Linked DNA regions of Homo sapiens: region 1 is linked to region 2. A link is a loop called in an ENCODE intact Hi-C map of the cell type or tissue named here. Cell type or tissue: breast epithelium. All regions are shown on one strand. Links, peaks and the distances in the headings refer to the core of each region. The heading gives the core; the rest is flanking DNA. Region 1 overlaps FANCA (FA complementation group A). Region 2 overlaps ANKRD11 (ankyrin repeat domain containing 11).

Region 1 (8,000 bases), core at 1-8,000, 340 kb after region 2:
TCCTCTCCCAACTGTCGCCTCTGGAACCGAAGAAAAAGCAGCCCAGGGAGACACCTGAGCCGCGGCTCGGGGAGACCCATCAACTCCTGACCCAAGAGCACCAGGTGGATTCTGGCACAAATCTCTCAGCGCCTCACTAAAAGGACAGAACAAACACCTCTCCTCTTAGTTTAGTGGAAGCCCCAGGCTAACTGGGCAGAGCTGGGGAGAGCCTGAGGGCAGGTGAGAAGGAACTTTAAGGAATAGAAGTGAGTTGACACTGACACTGCACCAGTCACCACCTTCTCCCAACACAAGCAGATGCGGCTCAGCCTCCTGTGCAGCCTCAGCTCCTCAGAAGGCCTGGGGGGGGAGCAGGCACCGCAGCCACGATGGCGATGCAGGCACCGCAGCCCTTGAAAATTTCAGGGAGCTGAGACTCCTACAAAGAGGCAACTACTTCACCGAGGTGGTGATGGCAGGAAAACTCAATACTTTTTTTTTTTTTTTTTTTTTTGAGACAGAGTCTTGCTCTGTCTCCCAGGCTGGAGCGTAGTAATGCAATCCCAGCTCAATGCAGCCTCAACCTCCTCGGCTTAAGTAATCATCCTGCCTCAGCCGGTAAGTAGCCAGGACCACAGGTGCTTACCACCACACCCAGCTAATTGTTACATTCTGTAGAGACCGGGGTCTCACTGTGCTGCCCAGGCTGATCTTGAACCCCTGGGCTCAAGCAATCCTCCTGCCTAGGCCTCCCAAACTGCTGAGATTACAGGCATGAGCCACTGTACCTGGCCCGAACCCAAAACTTCTACAAAAATTAGCTCTTCAAATGGAAACTTTACTCACAAGCACTAAAAGAGAAACCATGGCGGTCCTTCAAAGCTGATATCTCAAATACACCCAACTCCCCACATGAACTGGGGGTTTTCACAGGGGTTGCCCAGGGATCCCTGAGGTCTCAGGAGCTCAGACTCAGTAGTCTCAAATGGGCCCTGGATCTTTATTTCCAAAGCCCCCTCCAGGCGAGTCTAATGCCCACTTAGGTTCAGGAACAGCTGCATAAACTTCTGTCAGAGAGCACACTGTGTGTGTTCCAAAGAAAAAGGAAGAATATGTGATACGGCTGAAGAAATGAAGTACTTGTTTCAGGACTTACGTGAAAATTAGAGACGCAAGGCTGGGCACGGTGGCTCATGCCTGTAATCCCTGCACTTTGGGAGGCCGAGGGAGGCGGACCACTTAAGGTCAGGATTTTGAGACCAGCCTGACCAACATGATGAAACCCTGTCTCTACTAAAAATTAGCCAGGTGTGGTGGCGAACGCCTGTAACCCCAGCTACTCGGGAGGCGGAGGCAGGAGAATTGCTTGAACCCAGGAGGAGGAGGTTGCAGTGAGCCGAGGTCGCACCAGTGCACTCCAGTATGAGTGATAGAATGAGACTCCACCTCAAAAAAATAAATAAGTAAATAAATAAAATAAATAAATAAATAAATAAAAAGGAAAGGCCAGGTGCGCTGGCTCATGCCTGTAATCCCAGCACTTTGGGAGGACAAGACGGGCGGATCATGAGGTCAGGAGTTAGAGACCAGCCTGACCAACATGGTGAAACCCCGTCTCTACTAAAAATACAAAAATGAACTGGGTATGGTAGTGCACACCTGTAATCCCAGCTACTCAGGAGGCTGAGGCAGGAGAATAGCTTGAAACGGGGCAGCGGAGTTTGCAGTGAGCCGAGAAGGTGAGCTTTCTGTACCACTGCACTCTAGCCTGGGCGACAGAGGAAGACTCCATCTCAAAAAAAAAAAAAGGGAAAATAAGAGACATTGTATACTCTGCAAAAAGCAGCATCCACTTCTGTGTCCCCTCTTTCCTGATTTCACTCATTTTCTTTTTTTTCTTTTTGGGATGGAGTCTCCTTCTGTCACCCAGGCTGGCGTACAGTGGTGCAATCACAGCTCACTGCAGCCTTGATCTCCCAGGCTCAAGTAATCCTTGCGTCTCAGCCTCCCGAGTAACGAGGACTACAGGTGTCTGCCACCACACCTGCGTAGTTTTTGTTTTGTGTGTGTGTGTGTGTGTTTTTTTTTTTTTTTTTTTTTTTTTGGTGGAGATGAGGTTTCACTATGGTGTCCAGGCTTGATTTCGCTAATTTTCTTATAAAAGACAGCAGGAGGCTCCGTCAACTAAGTGAGACAGAAACCAGGGGAAGGAGCTGAGGCCCCGACAGGGAGAACCCAGGCTCCTCGGAACATGCAGAGGAAGATCCGCTGAGGCCCCGACAGGGAGAACCCAGGCTCCTCGGCACACGCAGAGGAAGATCTGCCAAGGCCACTCGGCAAAGCTGACAGCAAGGTTGCTCACTCACATGACAGAGAATCAGGTGGGGACAGCATGGTCCCCACTCCCAGGCCTTCTGGGAAGATCAGGTATTAGGTAGCCGATTGGCAGGTCACTTACCTTGAACCAGTCTGCATATGACAGGAACGCAGAGGGGCCCTCCAGTGCTGCCTGGCGCACAACCAGGAACGCAGTGACCATGCTGTCCAGCTGGCAGCTCTCGAATGCCTGGGCCATCAAACGCGCCACCCAGTCTAGTTAAGAACCATGACATAGTCACAGCAAGGCAAGGGCAGCCAGCAGGAACATGACGTGAGTTATGCTGGGTGATCAAGTATTCCAGAAGGAGACTGTGCACACCCAAACACCAAGTTTTAAAAGACTACACAGCAATTACAGCATGTCAAGTGCAAACCACTAGAGACCTGAATGAAGCAGCAGTGGACACTCTGGCCTCTCAGAGCAGCAGTCAGTGCTTATGGAAGCGTCTGACAAAGAATGTTCCATCGACAGGAGGCACTGCAGGTTCCGGGCAGGTAGGGAAGGGCTTCACTGAGAGGCTCACCCACAGTCAGCTGGGACTCTGCTGACACCCCCCTACACACACTCTTGACCAGCACCACCGGGCTCGCGTAAAAGCTCACCTTCAAGCAGCTGCTGCGCTTCTGGAAAGCAGACAACCAGGGCAGACACAAAGGAGAGCACTCTCTGCCAGTGAACCTCCTGCGTTTCCAGAACTTCTTGCAAATGGCCAACCAACTCCTCTGCACTCAGCATCACAAAGAGCTGAAATAAAAGCATCCGCTCCCTTCAATATCCAAGCAAACCAATGTGCGACAGATGACCCCTCACCTTCCTCCCAGCCGGTGGCCACCGCAGCCCCCTCACTTCCCACTGCAAAGGTAACACATGGAGCTGTGACAGCTCACACCGTGGCGTCTCTCCCCTCACAGTGGCCAGCACCTGCTTGGAGAGAATTCTCCCTATCTCAAGGAGGAGGGGCTCGGCCCAAGGGACAAGTTCAGTCTCCTGACCTGAGTGGTGGCCTTGATGAGGACAGCCACATCTCACCAGACATCCCTGAACCTCTCGATGTGCCGTCCACGGCAGGCAGCATGACAAGTACTAGGCAGATCTTAATCCCCCCGCCACGAGCTCAGAAGCAGGTATAATACCACATCCACTCACCCTGCGGTACAGTGAGGTGAGCAGAGGGTGTGTCCGCGCAAAGCTCCACTCTCTCTGCATCTGAACAGCATCAGATGCTGCAGGGGGAGAAACAGACAAAAACTTCAAGTCAGAGATCAAAAAGTTGTGGGTTTTTGTTAAGGACCAGCCCCACAGGGTCGGTGGGTCTCTCCCCGTGTGCGGCGACGAGAGAGTGTAGAAAGAAAGATACAAGACAAAGAGATAAAAGACAAGACAGCTGGGCCCGGGGGACCACTACCATCAATGCGCGGAGACCGGTAGTGGCCCTGAATGTCTGGTTGTGCTGTTATTTATTGGATACAAAGCAAAAGGGGCAGGGTAAAGAGTGTGAGTCATCTCCAATGATAGGTAAGGTCACGTGTCCACTGGATAGGGGGCCCTTCCCTGCCTGGAAGCCGAGGCAGAGAGGGAGAGGAGATAGAGACAAAGACAGCTTATGCCATTATTTCTGCATATCAGAGACTTTTAGTACTTTCACTAATTTACTACTGCTATCTAGAAGGCAGAGCCAGGTGTACAGGATGGAACATGAAGGTGGACTAGGAGCGTGACCACTGAAGCACAGCATCACAGGGAGACGGTTAGGCCTCCGGATAACTGTGGGTGAGCCTGACTGATGTCAGGCCCTCCACAAGAGGTGGAGGAGCAGAGTCTTCTCTAAACTCCCGGGGGGAAAGGGAGAGTCCCTTTCCCGGTCTAAGTAGTGAGTGGTGTTCCTTGACACCTTTTGCTACCGCTGGACCACGATCCGCTTGGTGACGGGCGTCTTCCCAGACGCTGCCGTCACCGCTAGACCAAGGAGCCCTCTGGTGGCCCTGTCCGGGCATAACAGAAGGCTCACACTCTTGTCTTATGGTCACTTCTCACCATGTCCCCTCAGCTCCTGTCTCTGTATGGCCTGGCTTTTCCTAGGTTATGATTATAGAGCGAGGATTATTATAATATTGCAATAAACAGTAATTACTACCAACTAATGATTAATGATATTCATATGTAATCATATCTAAGATCTATATCTGGTATAACTATTCTTGTTTTATATTTTATTATACTAGAACAGCTCGTGTCCTCGGTCTCTTGCCTTGGTGCCTGGGTGGCTTGCCGCCCACAGGTTTTGTTTTTGGACAGGGTCTCACTATCACCCAGGCTGGAGTGCAGTGCTCACCACAGCCTCGACCTCCCTGGCTCAAGCAATCCACCTGCCTCAGTCTCCCAAGTAGCTGCGACCACAGGCGTGTGCCACCATACCCAGATACTTTTTGTATTTTTATTTTTTTGATGCTGAGTCTCACTCTGTCACCCAGGCTGGAGTGCAGTGGTACAATCTCGGCTCACTGCAAGCTCTGCCTCTCGGGTTCAAGCGATTCTCCTGCCTCAGCCTCCCGAGTAGCTGGGACTACAGGCGCCCACCACCACGCCCGGCTAATTTTTGTATTTTTTAGTAGAGATGGGGTTTCACTCTTTTGGCCAGGCTGGTCTCGAACTTCTGACCTCGTGACCTGCCCGTCTCAGCCTCCCAAAATGCTGGGATTACAGGCGTGAGCCACTGCTCCTGGCCAAAAAGTTGTGTTTCAAAGCTTCAGTGTGAAGACAGATCTTAATATGTACTTTTTCAGTTATTAAAGTTCACCATCTCCCTGTTTGTTGCCTATTTGCTATATCATCAATTCTGTTTCTCAGGCCCGGTTACTTACTTGTAATGCTTTGTCATATTCACAATAAATATTTTCCAATGTACCAACTGCATTTCAATTTTCCTGCTTTTAAACTGTCAGTAAGGTCAGGCTAGGTGGCTCACGCCTGTAATCCCACCACTTTGGGAGGCCGAAGTGGGTGGATCACAAGGTCAGGAGTTCTAGACCAGCCTGGCCAAGATGGTGAAACCCTGTCTCTACTCAAAATACAAAAAGTAGCTGGGCATGGTGGCAGGCGCCTGTAATTCAAGCTTGGCAGGGAATAGCTTGAACCCAGGCGGCAGAGGTTGCAGTGAGCTGAGATCGCACCACCACACTCCAGCCTGGGCAACAGAGTAAGACTCTGTCTCAAAAAAATAAATAAATACATAAAATAAGATAAACTGGGAATAAACCAATCATGGTGGGGATGCTGTTCAAAGGAAGCTCAGCTCAGTCAAGTGATGATAAACTCCTGAGCACCTCACAGCACCTGTTGGGAGCCATCTGTGTATCCCTCATCTCCCACCAGTTTCCTGCCTGAGCATCTACCCTGGGGATATGCTAGATACAGAAAAAGCTCAAAGTGTTCATCGTGGCCTTATTCGTAAGACTGATATCTTGGGTACAGTCTGTCATACATGGGTAACAGGACACCCACTGGGCAGACGATGCCTGGGCCATCAAACACGCCACCGAGTCTAGCTGAGAACCATGACACAGTCACAGCAAGGCAAGGGTAGCCAGCAGAAAGATAACGTGAGTTGTGCTGGGTGATCAGGTATTCCAGAAGGAGAATGTGCATGCTCAAACACCAAGTTTTAAAAGACTAGACAGCGGCTGGGCACAGCGGCACACGCCTGTAATCCCAGTATTTTGGGAGGCCGAGACGGGCGGATTACCTGAGATTAGGAGTTCGAGACCAGCCTGGCCAACATGGTGAAAGCCCGTCTCTACTAAAAATACAAAAATTAGCCGGGCATGGTGGCACATGCCCGTAATCCCAGCTACTGTGGAGGCTGAGGCAGGAGAATGGTTTGAACCCGGGAGGTGGAGGTTGCAGTGAGCCCAAATCACGCCACTGTACTCCAACCTGGCAACAGAGCAAGACTCCATCTCCAATAAATAAATAAATAAATAAATAAATAAATAAATAAATAAAATAAAGATATTTCTATTTTACGCTGGGTGCGGTGGCTCACACCTGTAATCCCAACACTTCGACACTCTGGGAAGCCAAGGCAGGTGGAGCACCGAAGGTCAGGAGTTCGAGGCCAGCCTGGCCAACATGGTGAAACCCAGTCTCTACTAAAAATACAAAAAATTAACCGGGTGTGGTGGTTGGCGCCTGTAGTCCCAGCTACTTGAGAGGCTGAGACACGAGAATTGCTTGAACCTGGGAGGCAGAGGTTGCAGTGAGCTGAGATCACGCCACTGCACTCCAGCATGGGCAAGTGAGTGAGACTCTGACTCAAACAAACAAACAAAAAAGATATTTCTATTTTAATGACAATTATTTTGTCCACTCATAATTCTGAATTTTCTTATAAAAATCTGTTGCTTTCAGGTAAAAGGATATTTAGTAACAATCTCAGGCATCTGAGGACCCAGTCTCTGGTTCAAGACAGACGTAAAAGAGGTCCTAGAATTCCTGGCATCTCCAGTCAGCGTTACCAAGGCAACAAGGCAACAGCAATCCCCAAAATGGGTAGCAACTGAGCAGCCTCCACACTGGGCCTACCTTTCAGCACAGGGCTGTGAGTGAGTATCTGAGTCAGGGTATGACTGAAGAACCTCTTCAGAGGATCTGTGGAAATTACACTGCCAAGCGTGTGTCCACTGAACACTCCGAACCTGCCAATGCAGCAGAAAGAGGGGTCAGGAAAGGGAGGGTGCCTTGCACGCCACCCACCAATCCCAGCACAAACTGTGGCTCAGGCTCATCCCTTCTTTAAGCAAGGAAGGGGCTTTCTTGGCCAGGCCACTATAACCACAGACTTGAAACTGAATCCAAGGAGGTGGCAGTTCAACGAGAAAGGGGGCAAGGCAACGGCGAAACCCACGGAGCAGAGAAGCGAAGGAGCAGAAGGAAACAGGTGGGGAAGGGCAGGCCGCGCCACACCCGGGAGTGGAGCAGAAGGAAACAGGTTGGGAAGGGCAGGCCGCGCCGCACCCGGGAGTGGAGCCCCGGGAGCCAACCCGACGGGGCCTCAGCGGCACCCTCTGTGACACGGAACTCCCCCAGAGGGTCGTGCCAAGCCTGAGAGAAGAGCCCAGCACACCAGGGCCTCAAACAGTCACAACAGGGACTGAGGCCAGCTCTGTCCATGAAGATGAGGAAGGAATGGAAGGGACTAAGGTTTCCTGGGCCATCTGTGTGAGAGAACACGATGTTCTGGGGGTGAATGGGGTCACAGAGCCAGGTGGCAAGAGCACTTGAGGTCTGTTAGCCTGCCACATCCCAGCAGGCCTATACAGACCACCAAACCAAACCCAGACCCTCTCGTGAGGCTTACAACCTGCAACCAGCAAGCGGCACTTTATGCCGATTCCCCAGGTAAGAAAATCAAGGGTCCAGCCGGGCACGGTGGCTCATGCCTGTAATCCCAGCACTCTGGGAGGCTGAGGCGGGCAGATCACAAGGTCAGGAGATCAAGACTACCCTGGCTAACATGGTGAAACCCCATCTACACTAAAAATACCAAAATATTAGGCCAGGCGCATTGGCTCACACCTGTAATCCCAGCACTTTGGGAGGCCAAGGGGGGCAGATGACAAGGTCAGGAGCTCGAGACCAT
Region 2 (15,845 bases), core at 3,073-11,072:
GCTGGGATTACAGGTGTGAGCCACCTCACCCGGCCTCAAATGTGAAGTATTTCAAATCGAACTTGTTCACAGTCAAGGCAAGCATGGCATGCTTGCTTTGGCCAGCACATGTACTAAAAATTCGAACAACAGAGACGATTACCATAGCCCCTGTGCAATGATGACATGCAAATTTGTGAAGCATTCCATACTTTAAAAAAAACACACACAGATTGGGACCTGCTCTGCAAGGCATCAGATGCCTTCCAGTCAGTAAGAGACAAGAGATACACAGGGTGCTCCCATTCCCACAGCAAGCACCACCCTGCACCACTAGTATTAGCACCACCCACATGGAAGGGTGCCAGACACATACCTACTAGCTGCCTGCCACGCATGGAAAATTCTTTAGGCAATACCCTCCGCACCCAGAAGGCTACCAGACCTGTTAAGCCTTTTCAACCAGTTTTTGCAAGCAAGAGAAATGCAATTCTTAAGAGCGGGAACACCCCTTTATTACATGTAAAGATACACAAGCTGGATGAATTGAATAGGGGTGAACAGTGATGACCCATGACCAAGATGCATTAAGAAACAGATCTGCACAGGAAGGTGGAACAAGGCCCGTGAGTGCAGAGCAAGCCTGCTGGGAGGGCAGGGGCTTGTCTTGGAGGAAAGTGCCAACAAAGCCTGTGCCAACTACAGCTGCCGTGCCGGGCCGGCGTCAACACCGAAGGAGAGGTGTGCAGAGACAAAGCGGCCTGTCAGGCTGAACAGGGAGGCAGAAACTCCGCAGACCAAGAATACAGTTTCCATAGTACCCTGTAACTCACCAAGGCTGGGACAAAGGTTAATGAAAAGTTCAAATCTGAAATAAATAACAACTCACTTCGGTATTTTACAAAAAAGGTAGTTAAGTATTTTTTTTGTGTTCCTGCATAAAATACTAGTAAGACTCAAAACAGGTAGATACTGATATGCAAGTTTTAAAATCACAAGCAGAAGAAACAACACTCTGTATGCCCTTCCAGGTGGAAATGCAGTCAGCAGAAAACTGTCTCCATGAGATAAATGCTCCTGCCCAAAGCCCACTCTAGCAATGCTTCCTCCCTGAACCACAACTCTGAACAGGCTGCCACTCACTGCAACTCCTTGCACATGACAGACTTGCTGGGAAGAGCAGGTGCGTACTAAACATTTTCTTTGGGCTCCAGAAAGCACTAACGGCCTACTTTTGCAACGGGGCGGTCGGGGGGGTGGAGTGGAGGGAGGGGGGTTGTGTAGGGTTTGCCATCAGCGTTACCCTGGAGCTAGTCCAGCCCTGGACTTCGATATCACCTGAAATCCAATCATCAAACTTTGCCCACTGTTTCTTCTCCAAAAGCAAGGAAAAGAAAAGCTATCATGAGCCCCTTCAGGGTCTAGCAGCATACAAGACTGCTTTTAGAAATTCTACTCCAGGCATAGTGGCTCACGCTTGTAATCCCAGCACTTTGGAAAACAGGAAGGAGGATGGCATGAGCCCATGAGCTCAAGACCAGGCTGGATAACACAGCCAGATCCCGTCTCTGTTATAAATAAATAAATAAAATGTAAAAAAAAGAGAAATTCTACCAAATAAAGATCAACTATGATGTAACAACCAAGTAACCCTACAGTGTGAGAAATGCATGAGGGGCTTAAGCTCAGGGAACCACCACCTAAAGAGAGAGGCAGAGACCTCAGAGGACATCACCACAGGAGCAGGCAGGCTCCCACCCAGACAGTGGCACACTGCCACCCTTGCAAACCTACCACACAGACCCGTTCAGCACCTGCCCTTGCACCACCCACCTGGAGGCTCAGCATCCAGGTGTGCTGGCCCCTTGGGTGAGGGTGCCCAGGCACTCACCAACTGAAGTCCCCATCTCTCCACGGCAGGCCCACCTCAGAGGAGGCAAATGTTAACGGCTGATTTCTTCCCATAAAGCTAAGCCCTTATCCATGTGGCTTGTTTACAAAAGTAAAACAGGCTGTTTGGACATGGCATTAACCAATGTATTAGTAAGGGAAGGGGAGCAAGCTGTTTTCTTTAACTAATATATATAGGTCCAACCCTAGTTCAACCACTGCTCAGCCGTTTCGAACCACTGGCTGAGCAAATTCAGCCTCTCTGAGGTTCAGGTAAACTAAGAGGTCATCTCCTTGGGGCGTAAGATGCTACCCCTGAAGCAACATCACACCTCTCATGGACGTCACTATCATCCTCCACCCCAACCTGCAAACATACCTAGGACCAGTGCCCCAGCCCCAAGGAGCCACAGAGGCTGAGGATGATCCGTCCTCCAAATGCTCAGGCTACTCTGAAGCAGGAAACAAAGACAGCAATAACCACAAGCACAGGGACAATGTCCTGCCTGACACCTGAATTCTTACTCTGATATCTCAACATCCTCTTCAATAAAATCAGGAAATAACTGTATTTTTTTAAAAAAACGATTTTGAGCCCGGGCACTGTGGCTCACGCCTATAGTCCCAGCACTTTGGGAGGCTGAGGCAGGCAGATCACCTGAGGTCAGGAGTTCGAGACCAGCCTGACCCACATGGAGAAACCCCGTCTCTACTAAAAATACAAAATTAGCCAGGTGGTGCATGCCTGTAATCCCAGCTACTCAGGAGGCTGAGGCAGGAGAATCACTTGAACCCAAGAGGCAGACATTGTGGTGAGCGGAGATCGTGCCATTGCACTCTGGCCTGGGCAACAAGAGCGAAACTCCGTCTCAAAAACAAAAACAAAAAAAAAAATTTTTTGTTAAAAAAAAAAAAAAAAAAACCAGCCTAGTATATGTTCCTGCCTAAGAGAATATGAAGCTTTGTTTTGTTCTTCAGATGGATCCACACTTAGAACCACCATCTTTAAAAAAAAAAAACTGTTTAAAAAGGACTTCCAATTGCATTTCATGAAGGCAGTGGGTAGAAAATCCTTGATCAGTCCCTAATTGGGTGTGTTTTCCATGAATGAGCTATTGGGATACAGAGTGTCGAGAACAAGAAAACAGCTTCTAATATGAAAACAGATGAGGTTCTCCTAAAGCTTCTGTGACAGCTGCATCTAAACAGTTTAACACTGAGGTGGACGGGCGCAGTGGCTCACGCCCCTAATCCCAGCACTTTGGGAGGCCCAGACAGGCAGATCGCTTGAGCCCTGGAGTTCGAGACCAGCCTGGTCAACATAGCAAAACCCCATCTCTACAAAAAACACAAAACTTATCCGGGTGTGGTGGCAAGCATCTGTACTCCCAGCTGACAGGGAGGCTAAGAAGGAAAGGTCACTTAAGCTCAACAGGCAGAGGTGGCAGTGAGCTGTGATCATGCCACTGCACTCCAGCCTGGGTGACAGAGCGAGCCCCCGTCTCAAACAAAAACAAAAACCAAAAAAAACCCACAGACTCAATTCTGGCTGCCAGGCCATCAAGGGCTGTGAAGTGAAGCCCTGAGATCCTTGTGGCAGGACCCTGGACACACAATGACAGTGCCACCAGCCACAGCCATGCCCAGCAAGCAGCTTCCTGTCCAGTGAGCACCAAGGGGCCCTTCTCACACACAGCCTCCCACTCAAACCTCGAGCATCCGCTTCTCTCCTCCTCCACTCTGGGGCACAGAGGCTCTCGCCAGCCCCCACAGCTGCTTCTCCGCTTGTCACCCTGCCACACACCCTCTGTCCCTGCAGTTCCAGGGACAGCCGAGGTGTTCTCACTCTGCACCAAGTGCCTCACGGGCCAGGTCCTGCTTAAAGCCTGAATGAAGCAAAGCTTGGAAAGGACCCAACACAACCTGCCACCAACTGAATGCCTGCCATCCCTCCCCACCCTACGAAGACACTGCATGAAAGCCACCGAGCACGTGACTGCATGACCCCCACACAAAGGGCACGTCCATCGTTCCAACTACAAAGCTCCACGTCCAACACCAGTGGCCTCCTCACCCCCAATGCATATTTGCAACCCATTAGTACCAAAAGTTTAATCACTATTGCTGCCCTGTCTCCTACTACCCCATTCCTTGCCCTCATTAAACTCCTAAAGACAGTGGTCCCTAGATGCCTCCCTCTCTTCCCTATCCAGCGACTTATCACAAACACCCCAACACCCTTTCCTCTCCATCAGATATCACTGAACCTCAACAAGGGGGCCTGAGGTGCCAAAGAAACATCACATAGCACGATCTAGAGTGTAGCAACCACACAGCTAACACCCAAATCAGAGGGTCCTCATGATCCCATCCATGCACCCACATCCCGGCTGTCGTCCACAATCCTACGAATCAGAGGGTCCTCGTGATCCCCATCCGTGCACTCACACTCCCTGCTGTGGTCCACAATCCTACAACAATGCTCCACTCTTGGCCTCGTACCCTAAGTGTCCACATTCCACCTGTTCTCACTCCTCCTACACAGCCACCTTTGGCCCTAAGAACACTGCATCCGGACACGCAGGCCCTCGGCCTCCCAAAGTGCTGGGATTACAGGCGTGAGCCACCGCGCCTGGCCCAACATCATGTATTTATTACATGTACCAGCATTTATCTAATATTTTCCTAAAATACAATAACTTTTTCTTTTTTTTTTTTTTTTTGGAGACAAAGTCTCACTCTGTCACCCAAGCTGGAGTGCACTGGCACAATCTCAGCTCACTGCAACCTCCACTTCCCAGGTTCAAGCAATTGTCCTGTCTCAGCCTCCCAGGTAGCTGGGACTACAGGCGCCCACCACCACGCCTGGCTCATTTTTGTATTTTTAGTAGAGACAGGGTTTCACCATATTGGTCAGGCTGGTCTCCAACTCCTGACCTCAGGTGATCCGCCCACCTTGGCCTCCCAAAGTGCTGGGATTACAGGCATGGAGAGTTGGGCCATCTATTCTCTCACTGAAGCAGGGATGACTTTGTCACATGCACCCTTGCAGACACTGGGCACCTTGCAGACAGTGGGCACCCTGCAGACAGTGGGCACCTTGCAGACACTGGGCACAGGAATTCAGTAAGACTGATAGGTGATGTTTTTAGTTAGGGAGAATATATGTGCAAATTATTTCCATGTAATATAAAAAGAAAAAGTCTCAACTGTAAAATGAGCATAAACAGTCCAATGGTGAAACCTTTTCTCAAAAATCTGAATTGAAAGGACAAGTTATATTAGTGCTCAAGAAAAACTTCTCCCTGATCTGTCAGAATTCACACCATGAGTTCCAAATCACACGAAAGTACTCAAAGTCTTGGCCAAAGCAAACCTACTACAGCACCTAAACACAAATCTCCATTTTCTTTTTTCTTAAATTAGCCTTACTACTATATTATTAAAACTCTCAAACCAAAAGTTGAAACTAAAAATTGAAGTATTTTATAAAGGACATAAGCACAAAAATACCTTCCAAATAATCTTCAAATACGCCTAATTAAAAGCAGGCATTTAATTGCACAAATTTAATGAATTTAACATTTAAAAGTAAAGTTAAACTGCTTCTGAGGCCTTACAGTACCCTAAAATCATTTTCAAAGTCCAAGACGAGACGGTGCTGGACTAGCAGTCCTAGAAAAACCCTCACCAGCACCGCCCCGTCCACCGGAGCGCACGTGAGTCCCGGCATGCGGGCAGGGCAGGAGAGCTCTTTCTATCCCCACCCACCTCTGGCTCACTCCATGAGCACAAGCAAAGCAGTGCCCCGGACCTGGCATCTGTTCATGTTTTACTTGCCCATATCACCATTGTATTTAGTTCTTGGTAGCAGCCATCAACCATCATAAAGCAGCTTCTTTTATTCTTTGCTACTTCAAATCACACATGAAAAAGAAAATGCAAGAATAGAAACACAGAAATGGAAATGGGCCAGGTGTGGTGGCTCACACCTGTAATCCCAGCATGTTGGGAGGCTGAGGCCGGAGGATTGCTTGAGCCCAGGAATTTAAGACCTGCCTAACCAACACAGTGAAACCCAGTCTCTACAAAAAAAAAAAAAAAAAGAAAAATTTGCAGGCATGAGGAATGTTGGTGCATGCCTGTAGTCCCAACTACTTGGAGGCTGAGGTGGGAGGATCACTCGAGGTGGGGTGGTCGAGGCTACAGTGAGCCGTGATCCCACCACTGCATTCCATCCTGGGTGACAGAATGAGACCCTGTCTCAGAAAAAAAGAAACACAGACATGGAGAGAGAAGGCAGCTATCATGGGGCAAATTTAAACCAGGATCTCTGGAAATGCGTTATTTTTTTTTTAAATTATACCCACACACCCCTTCCACATTCTTCTATACTTAGAAAGGGGGTGTGCAGGCCGGGCGTGGTGGCTCATGCCTGTAATCCGAGCACTTTGGGAGGCCGAGGCAGGCAGATCACCTGAGGTCGAGAGTTCGAGACCAGCCTGACCAACATGGAGAAACCCCGTCTCTACTAAAAATACAAAATTACCAGGGCGTGGTGGTACATGCCTGTAATCCCAGCTACTCGGGAGGCTGAGGCAGGAGAATCACTTGAACCTGGGAGGTGGAGGTTGCAGTGAGCCGAGATTGTGTCACTGCACTCCAGCCTGGGCAACAAAAGCGAAACTCCATCTCAAAAAAAAGAAAAGTGTGCATACCAACCTGGTGAGCTAGGTAAGGTGCTCACATACTGGCAACAGAAAGCAGGTGACATGATCAAAGTCATAGACAGGCAGAGCCACACTGAAGAATGCAGTCCTGGCTACAGGTCCCAGCTCCTGCTTCACTGAGCACCCTGAGGGAGCCCTTCCTAAGCAAGGGGAGCCCTGCCTAAGCACTGGGGAGCACTTTATCTCACAACAGGAAAAGGCATTCTTTCCCCTCAGTTTCTCAGAGACCCAGTGACTTCAGGATTTGCAAACAATTGTGTTACTGAATGTGTCACACTCTGCTCCAGCTGCAGGGAAGAACCTGAGTGATGAGAGTACATGATTCTGACTCTGACCCTGACTTCCTCTTAACCTCCATACCCAAATCAAGACCTGTGCATGGAGCTGGCTCAGACCGGGGAGCCAGATGCTGTCTGAAAATATGCCATCAATTCTTTCTACTCACTTAAAATTCAAGTACCTAAGACATTCACCCCCCATTTTGTAAAAAAGCAAACAAAAACATAAGACTCAGAGACAGAATGTAAGAATACAACGAAGTATACCTGGCTGGAAGAACAGCTTTTACAGTGACAGCAACACCCTAATGGGCCCTCAAGACAAACTTGTGCCTCCCTCCGACGGTGTACAAGGAGTTAGGACTTTCCTGTGACCCTCAACAAATACTTGCAAGTATAAAGTTCGTTTTAACTTCTAGACCCGCTTTGTTTTAGTACTGATTGCAGAAGAGGGCTGACAATCCCAAGCTCTAAGCCTTTCTTGTGATTATCATTCCCAAATTCTCTTTCGCTATGCATACATTCCTAAACTCCTACTTTCTCCAAATTCTCAAAACATTCTATTTTACAGAGAGAGACAGGGTCTCACTATGGTGTCCAGGCTGGTCTCTAACTCCTCGCCTCAAGCAATCCTCCTACCCCAGCCTCCAAAACTGGCGGGATTACAGGCGTGAGCCACCATGCCTGGCCTGTCAAGACATTCTAAATTCTATTTTGTTCAATTTAATATCACACAGAAACTAAATATGCCTTCCATCAGCCATGAAAATGACTAATGAAAATGTAAATGACCACGTGGCCCAATCCTGGTTTCCATGGGAAGACCAGCTGGCTCACCACCCAGCTAAGAGTTATGGCCTAAATCAGAGGTGATCGGGGTGATCAGAGGTGAGCAAAGCACTGTTTCTGTAAAGTTTTAGTTTTATTGGAACACAGCCATACACAGCCATGCTTTTGCTTCAATGGCAAAGTTAAGTAGTTTCAACAGAGAAACCTATGGCTGGCAAAGTTCTTTACCACTTGGTCCTCTGTAGAAAAAGTTTGCCAATGCCTGGCCTATGTCAGAATTCTAACTACATCTCTACAGACTAGCCTAACAAGTGGGTCAAGTGCTAATAGTTTTAAGGGTGTTTCGGGTTTTTGTTTTAAAAGTTAATTATCTGTAAAGACAAATCAATGGAGACAGATAGTAGATTAGTGGCTGCCTGGGGTGTGAACAGATTAACTGTGAATTGACAGGAGGGATCTTACTGAAGTGCCAAAAATTTTCTAAAATTGGATTATGGTGATGATTTCACAAATTACTTTTTTTTTTTTTTTTTTGAGACGAAGCCTCACTCTGAGGCCCAGGCAGGAGTGCAGTTGTGTGATCTCAGCTCACTGCAGACTCCGCCTCCCGAGTTTTCAAGCAATCCTCACACCTCAGCCTCCCAAGTAGCTAAGATTACTAAAGGCACATGCCATCAAGACTGGTTAATTTTTGTATTTTTAGTAGAGACAGAATTTCGCAGTGTTGGCCAGGCTGGTCTCAAACTCCTGACCTCAGGTGATCTGCAAGCCTCGGCCTCCCAAAGTGCTGGGATTACAGGCTAGAGCCACCGCACCTGGCCCATTTCACAAATTACTTTTAGTAAGCAAACTTAACTAAAAATCACTGAACGGCATACTTACAATGCATCAATTTATGACGGAAAAAGTATTTCAGTGAATCTTAAAAACTGAAAAAGAAAAGTCAACTATCTGTATAATTGTACTTTGGTAATCTAAGACCTAAAGTTTAGGGTACAAGCTGAAATAAAATCCTAAAAAATCTTTAAAACATGTGTCTAGACGTTCAAAATTTAACCTCTGGTATCAAATAGCTCATTTGCGCCGGGTGCAGTGTCTCACGTCTATAATCCCAGAACTTTGGGAGGCCGAGGCAGGTGGATCACCTGACCTCAGGAGTTCAAGACCAGCCTGGACAACACGGTGAAACCCCATCTCTACTAAAATACAAAAATTAACCAGGCATGGTGGCACACGCCTATAATCCCAGCTACTCGGGAGGCTGCAGCAGGAGAATCGCTTGAACCTGGGAGGTGGAGGTTGCAGTAAGCCGAGATCACACCACTGCACTCCAGCCTGGGCAACAGAGTGAGACTCTGTCTCAAAATAAAACAAAAAAAACTCATTTGCAATTTAGAGACAGGAATTACAGCCAAGTGCACCCCTTACCCCACTCCCCTGGAGCCACAAGCCAAGAGGGCAAGGTAGGGAGGACCAACCATGCCTGGTGTCCTGCCACCAATGGCTCCAGGAACCCCAAGTTCTCTCCCACACCCTGGGCGTGATTAAAACTAGTAACACCTTTCTGTTAGAAACCACAGCGGGTGAGGACACAGCTGTTTACTTTTTTTTTAATCAAGAATGCTGCTCTCAGCACTCTGGGAGGCTGAGGCGGGTGGATCACCTGAGGTCAAGAGATTGAGACCAGCCTGGCCAACATGGTGAAACCTCATCTCTACTAAAAATACAAAAATTAGCCGAGTGTGGTGGCGGGAGCCTGTAATCTCAGCTCAGGAGGCTGAGGCAGGAGGCAGGAAAATCTCCAGACCTGGGAGGCAGAGGTTGCAGTGAGCAGAGATCATGCCATTGCACTCCAGCCTAGGCAACAGAGAGAGACTCTATCTCAAAAAAAAAAAAAAAAAAAAAAGAATACTTTGATGGTATCTTTGAAAGTTAAGAGGTCCTATTCCCCTCACTACTTTTAGATTCTTGTTTTCACATGGTCTTCTTGAAAGAAACTGCACACGCCCGCTTTTTCATACAATCACACATGCGTGGATAAACACATACCATCTTTTATTTTATTTTCTAAATAGAGACAGGGCCTCCTTATGTTGCCCAGGCTGGTGTCAAACTCCTGGGCTCAAACAATCCTCCTGACTCGGCCTCCCAAAGTGCTGGGATGACAGATGTAAGCCACCACGCCCGGCTGCACAGAACATCTGAAGCACATTTCTTTTTTGTTGTTGTTGTTGCCGTTTTCATAATAGTATTTAACAAGATAAATATCTTGGCTCCTTTTTGTTTTTATTGCCCTGCCCTTCAGGGATTAAGTGCATTTCTTAGATACTCACTACTTCTCTGACATTAAATTTTGTTTCAGTTGCTTACATCAACGTTTCAAAACCCAGAAATAAGAAAATTATTGTTCGAGGTCAATAACCATGTTTATAACAACTTCCAACTTAAAATGGAAGAGGAATCCCTTGGAGAACACACATTTCCTTATGGAAGTTTCCTCAAAATTTCTAATAGGAATTTCAACTAAGTTAAAGTACTAATTTAAGTAGGACAAGACAGAATTCTCTTCCTTCCCAGACACTATTACAAGCCAAACCACGTTTCACAGGAACACGTCCTGCCTGCTAAGGTGTCCCCTAGGACAAAGCTGCTTGCCAGCTGACCATCACTTGTATTGCATACTTTAAAAAGTGTGGCTAACAGAAAGGAGGCAAGACAGATGTTATTTAAATAAAAGCACAAAGCATCTGTTCAAGCACGAAAAAACATATGGGAAAATACAAGCACAGGACACTCAGGACAATGTGATGTGCTGAAGACACAGCGGCAAACAAAAGAGACCGGATGCCACTGACCTGTCCAAGAAGAAGAACAGGAAGTATTACATGAAGGAGAACAGGAAGTAAAACATGACTGGAGACAGAACTTGTGAATTCGAGGCAGGACTCTGGAGCCAGCCTGCCCAGGGTCCAGTGCTGGCGTCCACTCCCAACTTCTAACTTCCCTGGGCAAGTGGCCCAACTTCCTTGTGCCTCAACTGACTTATCTCTGCCACAAGGGGCAGAGGAGCACCCGCACCTCGGGAGTTCCCAAGACTGTCTGAGTGGACCTACATGGAGCACACAGAAGAGCACCCGGCAGGTAGTACATGTTTCACAATAATCCTTCCACAATGCAAATGACATACACTCTAAACTCATCATGGGGGAGTGCTTCACAACACCCCCTGGCACACCACAGCCAACACAACCACAGCCAACACAACGACAGCCGCGCCACAACCAAGAGAGCCTGAAGAGCTGCTCTCAGTCACTGCCCAGCAAGTGTGGGCAGCTGTAGCTTACAGACCAAGGCCACAGACCACAACTTCTGCAGGCTTGCCTGGGACACAGGGGCAGATAAGGAGAGCACCTGAGGCCTACGCTGAGTCCCACAGCAAGGATCCGACCCACATGGGCACAGAAGACTTCTACTGCAGGTTGCAAATCTTACATCCTTGACCTAGTGGGTAAAAAAACCCTAAGAAAAGGCAACTTTCTAAAACAATCATACTACACTCATATAAGCAATTAATTTTTAATAAGCACTGCTCATATATTAATGCCAATTTTCTCCTTCACAAATTATAACTCTGTCTTAAACCAAGCCACTATGAAAGCGGCTCTAGGCCAGACTCTCAGCAGCTACCACTGCTACGGTTCCTCAAGCTGCTCCCCTGGGTGCTTCCAGGGTTCCTCAAGCTGCTCCCCTGGGTGCTTCCAGGGTTCCTCAAGCTGCTCCCCTGGGTGCTTCCAGGGTTCCTCAAGCTGCTCCCCTGGGTGCTTCCAGGGTTCCTCAAGCTGCTCCCCTGGGTGCTTCTAGGGTTCCTCAAGCTGCTCCCCTGGGTGCTTCTAGGGTTCCTCAAGCTGCTCCCCTGGGTGCTTCCAGGGTTCCTCAAGCTGCTCCCCTGGGTGTTTCTAGGGTTCCTCAAGCTGCTCCCCTGGGTGCTTCTAGGGTTCCTCAAGCTGCTCCCCTGGGTGCTGTTAGGGTTCCTCAAGCTGCTCCCCTGAGTGTTTCTAGGGTTCCTCAAGCTGCTCCCCTGGGTGCTTCTAGGGTTCCTCAAGCTGCTCCCCTGGGTGCTGTTAGGGTTCCTCAAGCTGCTCCCCTGGGTGCTTCTAGCGTTCCTCAAGCTGCTCCCCTGGGTGCTTCTAGGGTTCCTCAAGCTGCTCCCCTGGGTGCTTCTAGGGTTCCTCAAGCTGCTCCCCTGGGTGCTGTTAGGGTTCCTCAAGCTGCTCCCCTGGGTGCTTCTAGCATTCCTCAAGCTGCTTCCCTGGGTGCTTCTAGGGTTCCTCAAGCTGCTCCCCTGGGTGCTGTTAGGCTTCCTCAAGCTGCTCCCCTGGGTGCTTCTAGCGTTCCTCAAGCTGCTTCCCTGGGTGCTTCTAGGGTTCCTCAAGCTGCTCCCATGGGTGCTGTTAGGGTTCCTCATGCTATCTCCCCTTAAGTGCTGTGGCAGCAGTGCAGAGCCCACATAGCTATATAAGCTACTCAGTAAGAAAAACCACACAGGAGCTACACGCACCACATCATGGACAAACCTCAAAACACACCAGGTGGGGATGTCACTGAAAACAGCCCCAAAACTCACTCCTTCCAACACTGCATGAGTAAGCTGCAAAAACTGTCAGAATCAACTCTTCAGAACTGTGGAGTCTAATAAAAAACTTCTAACAAGCAGAGAACGCCTAATGAAAAAGCTGCTCGATTTGGGCAGGAGAGAGCTGTGGAGAGGAACTTACCTGCTCACACACCTCATCCTTGGAGACAGCAGCCCCCATTGCTGGTACAAAAGAGTGCCGCAGACTCAATTCTCAAAGAATTGGGGCTGTACATTTTGACCTATCTGGTAGGAATGTAAAATGGTGCAGCTGTTGTTGAAATACTTTGGCAATTCCTCAAAAGGTAAACACAGAACTATGATATAACACAGCAATTCCACTCCTTGGTATATGCCCAAAAAGTGTTCAAATGGAAACCTGTGCACACATGCTCACAGCACTATTGAAAACAGAAAGGTGGAAACAGGTAGGGCGTGGTGGCTCACACCTCTAATCCCAGCACTTTTGAGAGGCTGAAGCTGGCCAATCACCTGAGGTCAGGAGTTTGAGACCAGCCTGGCCAACATGCTGAAATCCTGTCTCTACTGAAAAATACAAAAAGTAGTCTGGTGTGGTGGCGTGCACCTGTAGTCCCAGCTACCCGGGAGGCTAAGGCAGGAGAATCATTTGAACCCAGGAGGCGGATGTTGCAGTGAACCGAGATTGTGCCACTATACTCCAGCCTGGGCAACAGAACAAGATTCGGTCCCAAAAAAAAAAGGGGGGGTGGAAACGGGGGCCAGGCAAGCTGGCTCATGCCTGTAATCCCAGCACTTCGGGAGGGCAAGACAGGCAGACCACTTGAGGTCAGGAGTTCGAGACCAGCCTAACCAACATGGAAAAACCCTGTCTCTACTAAAAATAGAAAATTAGCCGAGCGTGGTGGCATGTGCCAGTAATGCCAGCTACTCGGGAGGCTGAGGCAGGAGAATCACTTGAACCCGGGAGGCGGAGGTTGCAGCAAGCCGAGATCACGCCACTCCAGGCTGGGTGACAGAGCAAGACTCCGTTTCAAAAAAAAAAAAAAAAGATGGAAACAAGCCAAGTGTCAATCAAGACAGGATGGGTAAACACCCTGCCTACACCCAGACAATGCAGCATTATTCACAAGTAAACAGGAATACAGTTCCAAGACATACAACATAGATGGACTCCAAAAACACGTTATGTGAAAGAAGCCGGACACTAAAGGCCATATATTATATGAACTCATTCCTAGGAAGTCTCCAAAATAGACAGATCCACAGTGGCACAGAGTCAACAGTGGCTGAAGAGCTGCGGAGAAGTGGAGCGCTTCCTTCGGGGGGAACAGAAATATCCTGGAATAGACATAATGGTGCTAGTTGCACAAAGTTGTAAATGTGCTACAGGCCATGGAATTGTACACATTCAAATGGTCAGAGTGGTGGGGTGTTCGTTATGTGAGTCTTTTTTTTTTTTTTTTTTTTGAGACGGAGTCTCGCTCTGTCGCCCAGGCTGGAGTGCAGTGGCGCAATCTCGGCTCACTGCAAGCTCCGCCTCCCGGGTTCACGCCATTCTCCTGCCTCAGCCTCCCAAGTAGCTGGGACTACAGGCGCCCGCCACTACGCCCGGCTAATTTTTTGTATTTTTAGTAGAGACGGGGTTTCACCGTTTTAGCCGGGATGGTCTCGATCTCCTGACCTCGTGATCCGCCCGCCTCGGCCTCCCAAAGTGCTGGGATTACAGGCGTGAGCCACCGCGCCCGGCCGAGTCTTACCTCAATAAAATTAAAGTAGTATGTCAGACTCAAAAGACTACAAATTCCAGGCCAGGCGCAGTGGCTCACGCCTGTAATCTCAGCACTTTGGGAGGATGAGGTGGGCAGATCATGCGGTCAGGAGTTCAAGACCAGCCCAGTCAATATGGTAAAACCCTGTCTCTACTTGAAAATACAAAAATTAGCCAGGCGTGGTGGTGGGCACCCGTAATCCCAGCTACTCGGGAGGCTAGGGCAGAAGAATCACTTGAACCCGGGAGGCGGAGGCTGCAGTGAGCTGAGATCGCGCCACTGCACTCCAGCAAGGCTCCGTCTCAAGAAAAAAAAAAAAAAAGACTACAAATTCCATTCATATGAAATTCTAAAATAAGCAAAACTAATCCACAATAACAGAAAGTGGGCTGGCAGTGCTTGGGGCAGTGGAGGGTTCTGGTTACAAATGGGCATTCTGCGGTGATGGAAATGTCTGTGTCAAGCTGGTGCTTAATACCTGGGGTATCAAAACTGTCAAACTCATCCTACTGTACCTTCTAAAATGGCTGCTTTTATTATATAAAGTATACAGGTATAAACATCACTGAAGAAATCCAGGTACATGTGAAACACACAAGTGTGGAGCTGAATGGAGCCACGCGAACCAATACACAATCGTCAGATTCAGACCCAGACCCCAGCTGAGACGGCACCTCGCAATGACTTGCTCCCAAAGAAAGATGTTCTGGCCAGAGCCCTGGAGACCCCACACCTGGGGACTGGAGACCGCAGCCATCCACCTGCAACTCTGTTCTCAGACACCTCTGCTGTGCGGTGGCCCCAGGAAAGCAGTGACACAAAAAGAAAAAAAAAAGCTTTCTGAAACGGTGCTTTAGAGGTTTAACCAAAATAAAACTCAACCAATTTTCTTCAAAACATAAACTCCTGTTCTTGTTGTACTTTAGCACTTGCTTTACGTAATTTCATTTCTTTTTTTTTTTTGAGACGGAATCTCACTGTGTCACCCAGGTTGGAGTGCAGTGGCGCGATCTCCGCTCACTGCAAGCTCCGCCTCCCGGGTTCAGGCCATTCTCCTGCCTCAGCCTCCTGAGTAGCTGGGACTACAGGCGCCCGCCACCACGCCCGGCTAATTTTTTGTATTTTTAGTAGAGACGGGGTTTCACCATGTTAGCCAGGATGGTCTCGATCTCCTGACCTCGTGATCCGCCCATCTCGGCCTCCCAAAGTGCTGGGATTACAGGCGTGAGCCACCGTGCCCGGCCACGTAATTTCATTTCTTAGGAATAACATTTTACATTAAAGAAAATACTTTGCCACGCTTTCACTCATGATTTTGCAGTTCCACTGGAAGGCTGAACATCACTCTGGCAAGTTCAGACATGTTCCATTAATCATCTCCAAGGCTGCTTGCTACAAAGAAGCTGTTTCATTCAACAGCATCTCCTTAAACAAAATCCAAGCCTGCTTTGCCTTTGGTAACCAAAACTTGATTTAACCTCCCAAAGAGGGAGCCAGCCTGCTGCTGGCCACTGCGTGCCCTAGGCCTCAGCTTCCTGCTGCTGACTGGCTGCCTGCATCTCCTCTGCGGCCCCGGCCTCATGAAGCTGCCCACTGGTCCTGTGGTTCCTCAGGGGTCCTGGCACTGGCAAGGGGACGCAGCAAACCCACACCGTCGTGACCCTGGTCACATACACCTGTCTTCAGGAAAACTTCTCTGTGATGAAAGAACCCAGATTCACAGTGGTGAACTCTTCAAAAACTATACTAAACAAGGGAAGACTGTGCTAGATGAAATAACCATACATGCATTTAT

Evidence for each region. Peaks named below come from ENCODE experiments on the same cell type or tissue, not always from the same donor. Only the 100,000 strongest peaks of a DNase experiment are listed, where the experiment ranks them.
Region 1: it touches region 2 in a loop (14-fold over the local background); 1 of 110 quality-filtered maps calls a loop at or near these places.

What each region holds. Positions count from the first base shown.
Region 1 is chr16:89,788,963-89,796,962 of GRCh38, forward strand. It overlaps FANCA (FA complementation group A), which reads right to left. Exons shown (of 43, transcript NM_000135.4): 11 at 6,944-7,056; 12 at 3,509-3,585; 13 at 2,965-3,106; 14 at 2,441-2,574. Among named protein-coding and RNA genes, the nearest start is that of FANCA, 24 kb to the right of the region's middle. In breast epithelium, for the core only: a CTCF peak has its summit at 4,353 (motif pointing left); a DNase peak (open chromatin) is centred at 4,339.
Region 2 is chr16:89,443,230-89,459,074 of GRCh38, forward strand. All of the region lies in intron 1 of ANKRD11 (ankyrin repeat domain containing 11), which reads right to left. It overlaps LOC101927817 (a long non-coding RNA gene), which reads left to right. Exons shown (of 3, transcript NR_110932.1): 2 at 7,615-7,765; 3 at 10,029-11,265. It also overlaps the pseudogene RNU6-430P and the pseudogene CMPK1P2. Among named protein-coding and RNA genes, the nearest start is that of ANKRD11, 39 kb to the right of the region's middle. RefSeq lists a silencer at 6,832-6,911 and enhancers at 10,398-11,218, 15,116-15,617, 15,618-15,845. In breast epithelium, for the core only: no CTCF peak of the experiment used is centred there; a DNase peak (open chromatin) is centred at 6,672; H3K4me3 peaks cover 424 bases; H3K27ac peaks cover 278 bases.